Regions from separate parts of the Homo sapiens genome. Here region 2 is linked to region 1. Evidence: chromatin loops called from intact Hi-C (ENCODE). Cell type or tissue: gastrocnemius medialis. All regions are shown on one strand.

The links. Hi-C counts contacts between places; a loop is a spot of excess contacts. Peaks named below come from ENCODE experiments on the same cell type or tissue, not always from the same donor. Only the 100,000 strongest peaks of a DNase experiment are listed, where the experiment ranks them.
Region 2: a loop joins it to region 1, with 2.9 times the contacts of the local background. A loop is called at or near these places in 7 of 110 quality-filtered maps.

What each region holds. Positions count from the first base shown.
Region 1 is chr9:4,760,295-4,765,294 of GRCh38, reverse strand. No RefSeq gene overlaps it. Among named protein-coding and RNA genes, the nearest start is that of AK3, 22 kb to the right of the region's middle. RefSeq lists an enhancer at 1,428-2,366. In gastrocnemius medialis, CTCF peaks have their summits at 2,370 and 2,570 (motif pointing left); DNase peaks (open chromatin) are centred at 1,841, 2,204, 2,574 and 4,938; H3K4me3 peaks cover 725 bases; H3K27ac peaks cover 568 bases.
Region 2 is chr9:4,852,048-4,857,047 of GRCh38, reverse strand. All of the region lies in intron 8 of RCL1 (RNA terminal phosphate cyclase like 1), which reads right to left. It overlaps LOC124902113 (a long non-coding RNA gene), which reads right to left. Exons shown (of 2, transcript XR_007061402.1): 1 at 3,786-5,000; 2 at 1-3,234. Among named protein-coding and RNA genes, the nearest start is that of MIR101-2, 4.3 kb to the right of the region's middle. In gastrocnemius medialis, a CTCF peak has its summit at 3,102; DNase peaks (open chromatin) are centred at 1,095 and 3,406; H3K27ac peaks cover 5,000 bases.

The sequences.
Region 1 (5,000 bases):
ACAGTGGCTCATGCCTGTAATCCCAGCACTTTGGAAGGCCGAGGAGGGCGGATCACGAGGTGAAGAGATCGAGACCATCTGGCCAACATGGTAAAACCCCGTCTCTACTAAAATTACAAAAATTAGCTGGGCATGGTGGTGCGCTTCTGTAGTCCCAGCTACTCAGGAGGCTAAGGCAGGAGAATCGCTTGAACCCAGGAGGCGGAGCTTGCAGTGTGCCGACATTGTGCCACTGTACTCCAGCCTGGCGACAAAGTGAGACTCCGTCTCAAAAAAAAAAAAAAAAAAAAAAAAAAACAGAAAGAGAAACCAGACTTGGGACCAGGCACAGTGGCTTATGTCTGTAATCCCACCACTTTGGGAGGCTGAGATGGGAGGACTGCTTGAGGCCAGGAGTTCAAGACCAACTTGGCCAACATAACAAGTCTCCATCTCTGTTTTTTGAGACAGGTTCTTGCTCTGTCACCCAGGCTGGAGTGCAATGGCATGATCTCCACTCACTGCAACTTCCACCTCCTGGGATCAAGTTATTCTCCTGCTTCAGCCTCCCGATTAGCTGGGATTACAAGCACGTGCCAGCACTCCCAGCTAATTTTTTGTATTTTTAGTAGAGACGGGGTTTCACCATGTTGGCCAGGCTGGTCTCGAACTCCTGACCTCGTGATCTGCCCACCTTGGCCTCCCAAAGTGCTGGGATTACAGGCATGAGCCACCATGCCCAGCCTGACTCCATCTCTATTTTTTAAAAATAAAATAAATAGAAACCAGTATTGGGCATCATTGATCTCAGGCCCTCTCAGGGCACAGAAGTAGGGAATATAAGGATGTGTGTACACACATACACAAAATCATACATGCATTTACCCTTATATTTCTCTACATACGTAATAAAATATGGATCTTATTAGTTTGTTTATTGAAAACCATGACTTCATACCAATACTTCTCATTCCAACCTAACACAGTTTTCATTCTAGTTTTCTGTCCATAATTTATTTTTTTGAGATGGGGTCTTGCTCAGTTGCCCAGGCTGTAGTACAGCCTCAATCTCCTGGGCTCAAGTGATTCTCACACCTCAGCCTCTTTCCTTGAGATGGCATACAGGTGCATGCCACCACACCTGGCTAATGTTTTCTTAATTTCTGTGGAGACGGGATCTCGCTATGTTGACCAGGCTGGTCTCAAACTCCTGGCCTCAAACAATCCTTCTGCCTCAGCCTCTTAATGTGGTGGGATTACAGGAATGATTTGTTAACTGTCTTCTCCAACAGCGAGAAACTTTGCTCCCATTATCCTTAATATTGTACATTTACATACATGTCCTTGGAGATACCTTTCTCTCCCCACTGGGACTCCAACACCCTGTGGCAGACTGCCTCTCTGCCGGGACACCCCTCACCACAATTGGGTTCTGACACTCTGGCCTGGACTTGCCCCTGAATGTATGCTTTCTGATCCTGGTCAGGTTCCGGCCACCACAGCTCACCTCCACCCCACTCATAGCTGCCTATCTTGCTCGACCCTGCACCTGATGACTTTTGCACCTGATTTTTCAAGGAAGGAAAAGAGGAACTATATAGCTTTTCTCTTATTACTTTTAAGCACTTCCATTTCATTTATACTTGGTCATTCAGAAATTAAGAGTTATTTCTACCATGCACTATTCTTAAACTCTGTGATGCCTTTAAAGAGTGCCTCTTCAGTGAGACTGGGTCTATGCTGAGAGTAGAGGTCCTGCCTCCTCCCCCTTTTTCCTGTCCACCACATTCCTCTGTCTGCCCAGAGTAGGGAAGGCTGCAAACCCTCCCCCCGCCTTCCTCCTAGGAGGTCGCTGCCTGAAAGCTCTGTCCTGCCCGGAGGAAACCAGCTCAGCCTCCAGCTCTGGCCTGGCCTGATAGTCTGCCAGTAGCCAGGCCAGCTCTATCAGTTCTGTGCACGGGGATGCCCTGCGCGGAGGGGAGGGAGGAGGGGGAGAAAGAGTTGCCCGTGGGGCCTCAGGCCTTTGCTGTGCCTCAGTTCCCACACCTCAGAAGAATAAAGTACTCAACCCAGAAGAAAGACTCGGGCTTCCAGACTTTGGTTTGTGAGAGCAACGACATTCAAGGGTTACTCACGTAGACATTTAACAACCCGTAAAGGGAACTGGATGACAGAAATTACAGGATGGCTCCACCCTCGCGAAATGACATATTCATTTGAATGCTTGGGTAATTTCACAACAGGCAGTGCTGGTGGGGAGCAGGTTTTCCTCACTGAAGATGGAAATAAGGGTAATTGCTAATTTCCTTCCCCTGACCTTCATGACCTGCCCAGCTGTCTGCTGCCACCAGCCTCCTTCCACGGCTTTTCTTGTCTAAGGCTTCATGCCTTAAGAAATCAATTTACTCAGCTTTGTTCTGGGCCAGGTGAGAAAAAAAAATCAATGTATTCATACAAGTGGGACAATTGCAAACAAACGGAGTAAGAAAAAATAAATTCAGTTATGTAGTATTTGAGGCTTGAATTCGAGTAAATCAACCAAACTTCCTCCTCGCTTCAGGTAAAAGCATTTGTTGTTGACACAGCGCCACCTGATGGCAACTGGAATCTTGGCAGGAAATAGTCACCTGTCATTCCAACGTTATGCTGCTCATTTCACCTTTTTGTGTGTGTGTGTGTGTGATGGAGTCTCGCTCTGTCGCCAAGGCTGGAGTGCAGTGGCATGATCTCGGCTCCCTGCAACCACCGCCTCCCGGGTTCAAGCGAGTCTCCTGCCTCAGGTTCCTGAGTATCTGGGACTACAGGCGTGTGCCACCACGCCCAGCTAATTTTTTGTATTTATAGTAGAGACGGGGTTTCACCGTGTTAGCCAGGGTGGTCTCGGTCTCCTGACCTCGTGGTCTGCCCGCTTCAGCCTCCCAAAGTGCTGAAATTACAAGCGTGAGCCACCGTGCCCAGCCATCATTTCACACTTTTTTATTTTTAAATTTCAGTTCCCTTTCAAGCTCTAGACTCTTTCATTCAGAGTCCATTCTCTGTGTGCTTATGGTAGATGCTAAAGGTCTAAGAAAATATGACCACTTCCTGTCTAGTGTGGTGGCTCTCAAACTTGACCTTGCTCAGTTGCTCAGGCTGGAGTGCAGTGGTGCAATCTCGGTTCACTGCAGCCTTGACCTCGTGGGCTCAGGTAATCCTCCTGCCTCAGCCTCCCAGGTAGTTGGGACCACAGGCGGGAGCCACTATGCCTGGCTAATTTTTGTTTTGTTTTTGTTTCGTAGAGACAGGGTTTCGTCATGTTACACATACTGGTGTTGAACCCCCGGACTCAAGCAATCTGCCCGTATAGGCCTCCCAAAGTGCTGGGATTGCAGGCATGAGCCATCGCCCCTGGCTGAGAAAGTTTTAAAATGCAGACTCCTAGGCTCTGCCCTGCAAAGACTCGGAGTTGGTGGGTCTGGGGTATGTCCCAGGAGCTTGTGTTTAAACTCCTCAGGTGATTCTGAAACAAAGAGTTCACAAATAACATGTTGAGAGGAACTAAAGATGGAGAAGCAGACTGGAATTTGCAGTCTGGAATTGTTACTGCAATGTAATCTGGCAAATGCCACAAAGTATGAACAGGTCTGCTAGGGACACAGAGAAGGGATGCCTAATCAGACTAAGGAAAAGAATAGAGAAGGCTTCCCAGAAGGTAAGACTCTAGATGAATAAAAGTTGGTGAGATGAAGAAGGGGAGCAGGGGAATCATACATAGGGCATAAAATATGGAAGTTAAGAGGGCATGAAACTCCATGGGCCCTGAGAGCAGTGTGGGAGGCTGGAAGGAAGGAGAATGTGGCAGTGTCAGAAAATGAAGGGCCTGGGGCCAGGGACAGTGGCTCACATCTGTAATCCCAGCACTTTGGGAGGCCAAGGCAGGAGGATTACCTTGAGGTCAGGAGTTTCAAGACCAGCCTGGCCAACACGGCAAAACTCTGTCTCTACTAAAAATACAAAAATTAGCCAGGTGTGGTGGTGGGCGCCTGTAATCCCAGCTACTCGGGAGGCTGAGGCAGGAGAATCACTTGAATCCGGGAGGCAGAGGTTGCAGTGAGCCAAGATAGCACCACTGCACTCCAGCCTGGGAGACAGAGCAAGACTCTGTCTCAAAAAAAAAAAAAAAAAAAAAAAGGGAAAACGAAGTGCCTGGAATACCAAGCTATCTTTCTCCCCAAAGATCCAGGGAATGCAGAAATTTTAAGCAGGAGAATGACTTGAGAAGATCTGCATTTTTGGAAGATCTCTCTTGGCAGCAATGCTGAGGGTGCAGGACATCCGGCTTGGGTGATCAGATGTCATTTTCTAAGAGTATACAGAGGGAGGGACAGGGTTGGGGGCAGTGGGTCAAGGAAGAGTAAAAGGGACACAAAAGGGAGCCTGGGCACGGTGGCTCACCCCTAATCCCAGCTACTTGGGAGGCTGAGGCAGGAGAATCGCTTGAACCCAGGAGGTGGAGGTTGCAGTGAGCTGAGATTGCACCACTGCACTCCAGCCTGGGCAACAGGGTGAGACCGTGTCTCAAAAAAAGAAAAAACAAGAGACACAAAGGGAAAGAGGAGGCCAGGCATGGTGGCTCATGTCACAGGAGGAAGAAGTTCAAGAGATCCATGGAGACTGTAGTTAGTAACAATGTATTGTATACTAGAAAATTGCTAAGAGAGTGGATTTTAAGTGTTCTCACCACACACAAAAAGAAATGTGAGGTAATGTATATGTTAATTAGATTGATTTTGCCATTCCACAATGTGGACGTATATCAAATATCATGTGGGACACCATAAATATATACAATTTTTATTTGTCAGTTAAAAAATTTTGAAAGAGCAATCATTTTAGAGTTTTCCCAGCTTGTAGCCATGAGGGGTTACATGGGTGTCTTTATGTCCACAAGAAGAGCGGCACTGAGTAGGCAAAAGGACAGGTGCCCAACCCACAGCTTCTGCTTATTCCCTTCCTTCCCCTTGACCAAGCTGAACTTACAG
Region 2 (5,000 bases), 92 kb before region 1:
ATAAAACAACTGATCCTGGTTCTCACCCCTACTCGGTGTATACCAAACTACATATAAAGCCTGCCTTGATGAATTTCCCTCCCATCCCCATCCCTCTGTGCTAAGAGCACTGATCTAGTTAAAGGAAGGAAACAGCTACATGGAGAAAAGGGGGCCTGAACAATTCCTGACCCTGTGGCTGAAGTGACCAGCGCATCAGGGGCTAAGAGATGAAACATTAACAACCCTAGAGGGCAGGAGTTCTGGTCAGTGCTGGATGCTCATAGAAAAATCCCCCAATTCCTTGCTTTCCTTCCACCTAGGAATGTGCAACTTCATCTCGACCTTTAAAATAACATCCCATTTGTCAACTTTTCTATGAAGTCTTTCCTAGCCCATAAACCCTACCCCAAACGATCTTTCCCACCCCTCCAGGTTTCCATAGCATTCTCTGCTCATGGTGTCTAATTAAATGCTTATGTATCACTGTCCCCTTCCCCATCATTAAATTATTTAAGTACCTCAACAGCAATGCTTTTCTCCAACACTGAACCCGTTATTCAAACAAGGTACTGTATAAGGTTCTCAGTAAAGAGGCACTGAATAGAATTTAGCCTCAGTAAAGAGGCTCTTCTCCATCACTGAACCCGTTATTCAAACAAGGCACTGTAAAGGTTCTCAGTAAAGAGGCACTGGATAGAATTTAGGAGTTGGGGTAATTTTGAGAAACAATTTTCAACATTCTTGGCAATTAAGGGAAGTCAGCTTTCCCTGCTGGCTTTCCTGTCTTACTAACCAATTAAATTTCTGTTGTCGTTGTTGCTTTCTATCCATCCCACCATCTCCCCCATCCTGTCCTAGGGAAAAAAGAAAACACAGCAAACCACAGATAAACAGTCCACATCTGTGGGCAAAGCTTCCAGCTGGCGGCAACCTGGAAAAAGCCAGCCATCTCACCCACTCTGCATCTGAAGGAGAAAACAGATTGGTCTCTCCTTTGCTGCTGCCTCAAACTAACACAGGCCTGGGGCATGCTCTGCTCCCAGGATGTCACCCAGCCTACTTCACTCTGAATCACTCAACTGTGCTTGAAAAACCAGACACCCTCCCCAGCTGGCAGAATTTCTACGGGCCCTCAGCTTGCTTCTGATCTCTTGGAGAAGGATGGGAGGAACACAGGCTCAAGTGTGCAGGCCTGTGTATTTGCAAGTTTGGGGTATTTGTAGCCTTTGGAACAGTTAGAAAAAGCAAAGTTAGTTCCACTTTTTACATAATGTTCTGCCAACTCCTCAGCCTGTCCAAGGAAGACTGTGTAAGAGACTAGATTAAGGTACATTTCAGAATCTTTCCCCCACCTCTAGCCCCATTCTCCCTATGTCTCTGGCAGCTGGGATATTGAAGAGCAAAAATGCTCACAACCTGAAAAAAAACCACAGACAATATTAAATCCCAGCAAACAGCCTCCTTAAGAAAACGAAAAGCAAATGAAGAGTAAGCTCGTCCTGTATCTACATGCACTTGAACAAAGTCTTGTCCAGTGCTGATCCACGTCCTGCTCCACAGCCCAACAGCTCTCCACAGCAGCAGCTGCACTGAGGCACCGCCTCTTGAGTTCATATTTCCCTGCCCCTCTCTTCCACAGCACTACACTGGAGATTCACACTTCCTAGACACAACCACACAGCCACACACCCAGGGCAAAGAGACCCACCGCTCACCGAGAGCAGCTCTGCCCCTCAATGAGTAACCACCCACACAGCGCAAATAGCAGCTTTTCAGAAGAACCATTCTAGGCAGTAGGGGCTCTATGCAACTCCTGTGTAAAGGATTTTAACACCTAACATAGAGAATGATTATCTGCAGTGAGGCTTTTTTTTTCCCCGGGACAAAATGATTTTCAGAAAACAAAAAGCAACTGACTTTTCTACGAAAGCCTCTAGTCCATCTGACAAGCAGGTTTCAGAGAATTCTGGAGCACAGAGATAACTTTTCCTATTTTTTTTTTTTTTTTTTTTTGAGACGGAGTCTTGCTCTGTCACCCAGGCTGGGGTGCAATGGTGCGATCTCAGCTAACTGCAACCTCTGCCTCCCAGGTTCAAGTGATTCTCCTGCCTCAGCCTCCCGAGTAGCTGGGATTAGAGACATGTGCCACCACGCCCGGCTAATTTTGTATTTTTAGTAGAGACGGGGTTTCACATGTTGGCCAGGCTGGTCTTGAACTCCTGACCTCGTGATCTACCCGCCTCGGCCTCCCAAAGTGCTGGGATTACAGGTGTGAGCCACCGCACCCGGCCTTCCTATGTATTTTCAAAAGGTGAGTTGTTCCCACTGCCACTGCTGGTCAACAGGAAAGGCCATGAGGCTTGTGGTCATGGGTCCGTTGAATCCCAACTGACCAGGATTTGACAGGCTGCCAGATCCCACCCTTAAACACAGCCCCTCCCACCAGACCCCTCTTTTGAAGCATGTGAGAGATTGGGGTGAAGGCAATCATGGGGTGAGCCCTCTCTCTGGCAGCCCCCACAGGCACAAACCACAACAGAGGGTCCTGCGTCCTCCTCCACTAAGCCACCTGGTTACTATGCCACTGGATATGGGACAGAGCTGGGGGTACCTACATCTCAGGTGTAAGGACATGCTCTGGAAGTTGAGGGAAAAGATCTGGAGATAAGAAAAGGATCTGCTCAATGGAGTCCCTATAGTCATTACATGGCAGCTTTTAAATATACTGCTGATGCTTTTTCTGCTGAATAGAGGCTTTTCCAAAGACAAGCTGACCTCTGCTCCAAATGAAATTACTACATTCAGTTACTGAGGCAGCAGGAAACAGAGAACTAGGCTAGCTGCACTGTCAGGAGATGGGGTCCCAGGCCCAGTTCAGACAGGATCTCACCATAAGCAGGTCAGTGACCTCTTTTTTATCTGAGAAGGAAGGCTATCACTTGCTTTTACCATACACCAATTATGTTCTAGGGCTCAAACATCAGGTGACAGGGCTTTACAGAATTTAAACGCTTCACAAAACTAAGACATAGTGGTACTGTGCAAGCTCATGGAATGCAGTGAGGCCACTGACCCCAAGTAGAGGCAGGCTTGGCCGGCAGTTCCCAGTTTCCCCACTGGTTTCCTCATTGGTTCTTCAGAGGGCTGAGCTTTAGGCTGAGTGGGCTAGGAAGCCCCACTCAGTTGGTGTTTAACAAGGACAGTGTCCTCTAGCTCCTCAGCACTTCCACAGTCATGGAAAAAGGTCATTAACTAAAGTTAGAAAAAAAAAAGTCACGGTTTATTTTAGATTTCCAACTAAAGATAGAAAGAGATCATTTTACAGCAGAATTTGAAACGAGGACTTTGCTGAAAAGATGTAGCATGGCATCCTGCCTCAGGCAAGGTGCTTGGAGTCCAGCGATATGGATGGAATCCCAGCTCTTACATAAGAGCACAATGGGTTGGCCGGGCACGGTGGCTCACGTCTGTAATCCCAGCACTTTGGGAGGCCGAAGCATGTGGATCACCAGGTCAGGAGATCGAGATCATCCTGGCTAACACGATGAAACCCCGTCTCTACTAAAAATACAAAAAATTAGCCGGGCATGGTGGCGGGCGCCTGTAGTCCCAGCTACTCAGGAGGCTGAGGCAGGAGAATGGCACGAACCTGGGAGGTAGAGCTTGCAGTGAGCTGAGATCGCGCCACTGCACTCAGCCTGGGCGACAGAGGAGACTCCGTCTCAAAAAAAAAAAAAAAAAGAGCACAGTGGGTAAGGGAAGCAGTGACTGGAGGAGACTGTCCAGGTCTGAACCCCACTTACTGTCTGTGTGACCCTGGGCACGTAACTTGACCTCGCTGTGCCTCAATCCCATCACCTGTAAGACGGTGCACATGATAGTACTTGCCTTTTTTGCCCTTATGAAGTTATGATGAAAACCAGATAAGTTATTATGTCTGAGTGCTTAAAACAACATCTTGCACACAGTAAACACGGTGTTGTTTAAATAAACATCTACCTTACAGAATTCTTAGGATCAATAAGATGTGTGTAGTTTGCTCAGTAATGTGACTAGGGGAAGTCAGTCATAAAAATAATAACTAGAAATTAAAATTTTTTAATCCATAATTTAAAATTAATGGATATAGATTTATAGGTAGCTGGGCAGACCACTTACAGATGACTTAAACCCTAAAATCACCCAAAGCAAGTTTACTAGGCCTCCTGGGGTTCAAAGTGACCTGACCGGGCTACTCTAGCCACACTGCCTCTGGGGTAGTCCTGCTCCTCAAGGAGCAGTTAAAAAAAAAAAAAAGTGACCTGACCAAGGGACTGGACTGCAGCAGGGTGAAGGGGTGTCCAGGCAGGAACCACAGCACCCAGCACTGACAGCTCCTCAGGCACGTTGCCAGGAGCACTAAGCATCTGACTTAATCTAAGCTTCGTTCCATCTCCACAAGTCCAGGACTTCAGGACCACGCACCTTATCTACAAATGACACCAAGGCTCCAAGATGCTAAATACCATTTCCACGGTCTCCTGGTAGCGCGTGGTAGAGCCTTAAGTCCAGATAGGCTGGACTCCAAGACTTGTGCACTGGCAGAATGCAGAGAGCTCTGGTAACTGCAGTCTCATTCCACAAATAATTTCTGAAAGTGCTAATTAAGATGCATCTTAATTTTTGCTATTTTTCTTGCTGTTAATCCAAAAGTATAAATCCTCCCTCCCTAAACTGTAAAATTAAGCTTGTTGAATGGAGGGTGCAACTACTGTCACTAACTGTAAGCCACCTAAAACTCAACAAATTTAACAGAAATAGAATCTTCATATACCAGTGATTATCCAACAGTATTTTATTCTACTGAAAAAAAATCTCTTGGGCCTTTCTAAAAGAGTTTCACATTGGCCGGACTTGGTGGCTCAGGCCTGCAATCCCAGCACTTTGGGAGGCCAAGGCGGGTGGACCACGAGGTCAGGAGATCGAGACCATCCTGGCTAACATGGTGAAACCCCGTCTCTACTAAAAATACAAAAAAT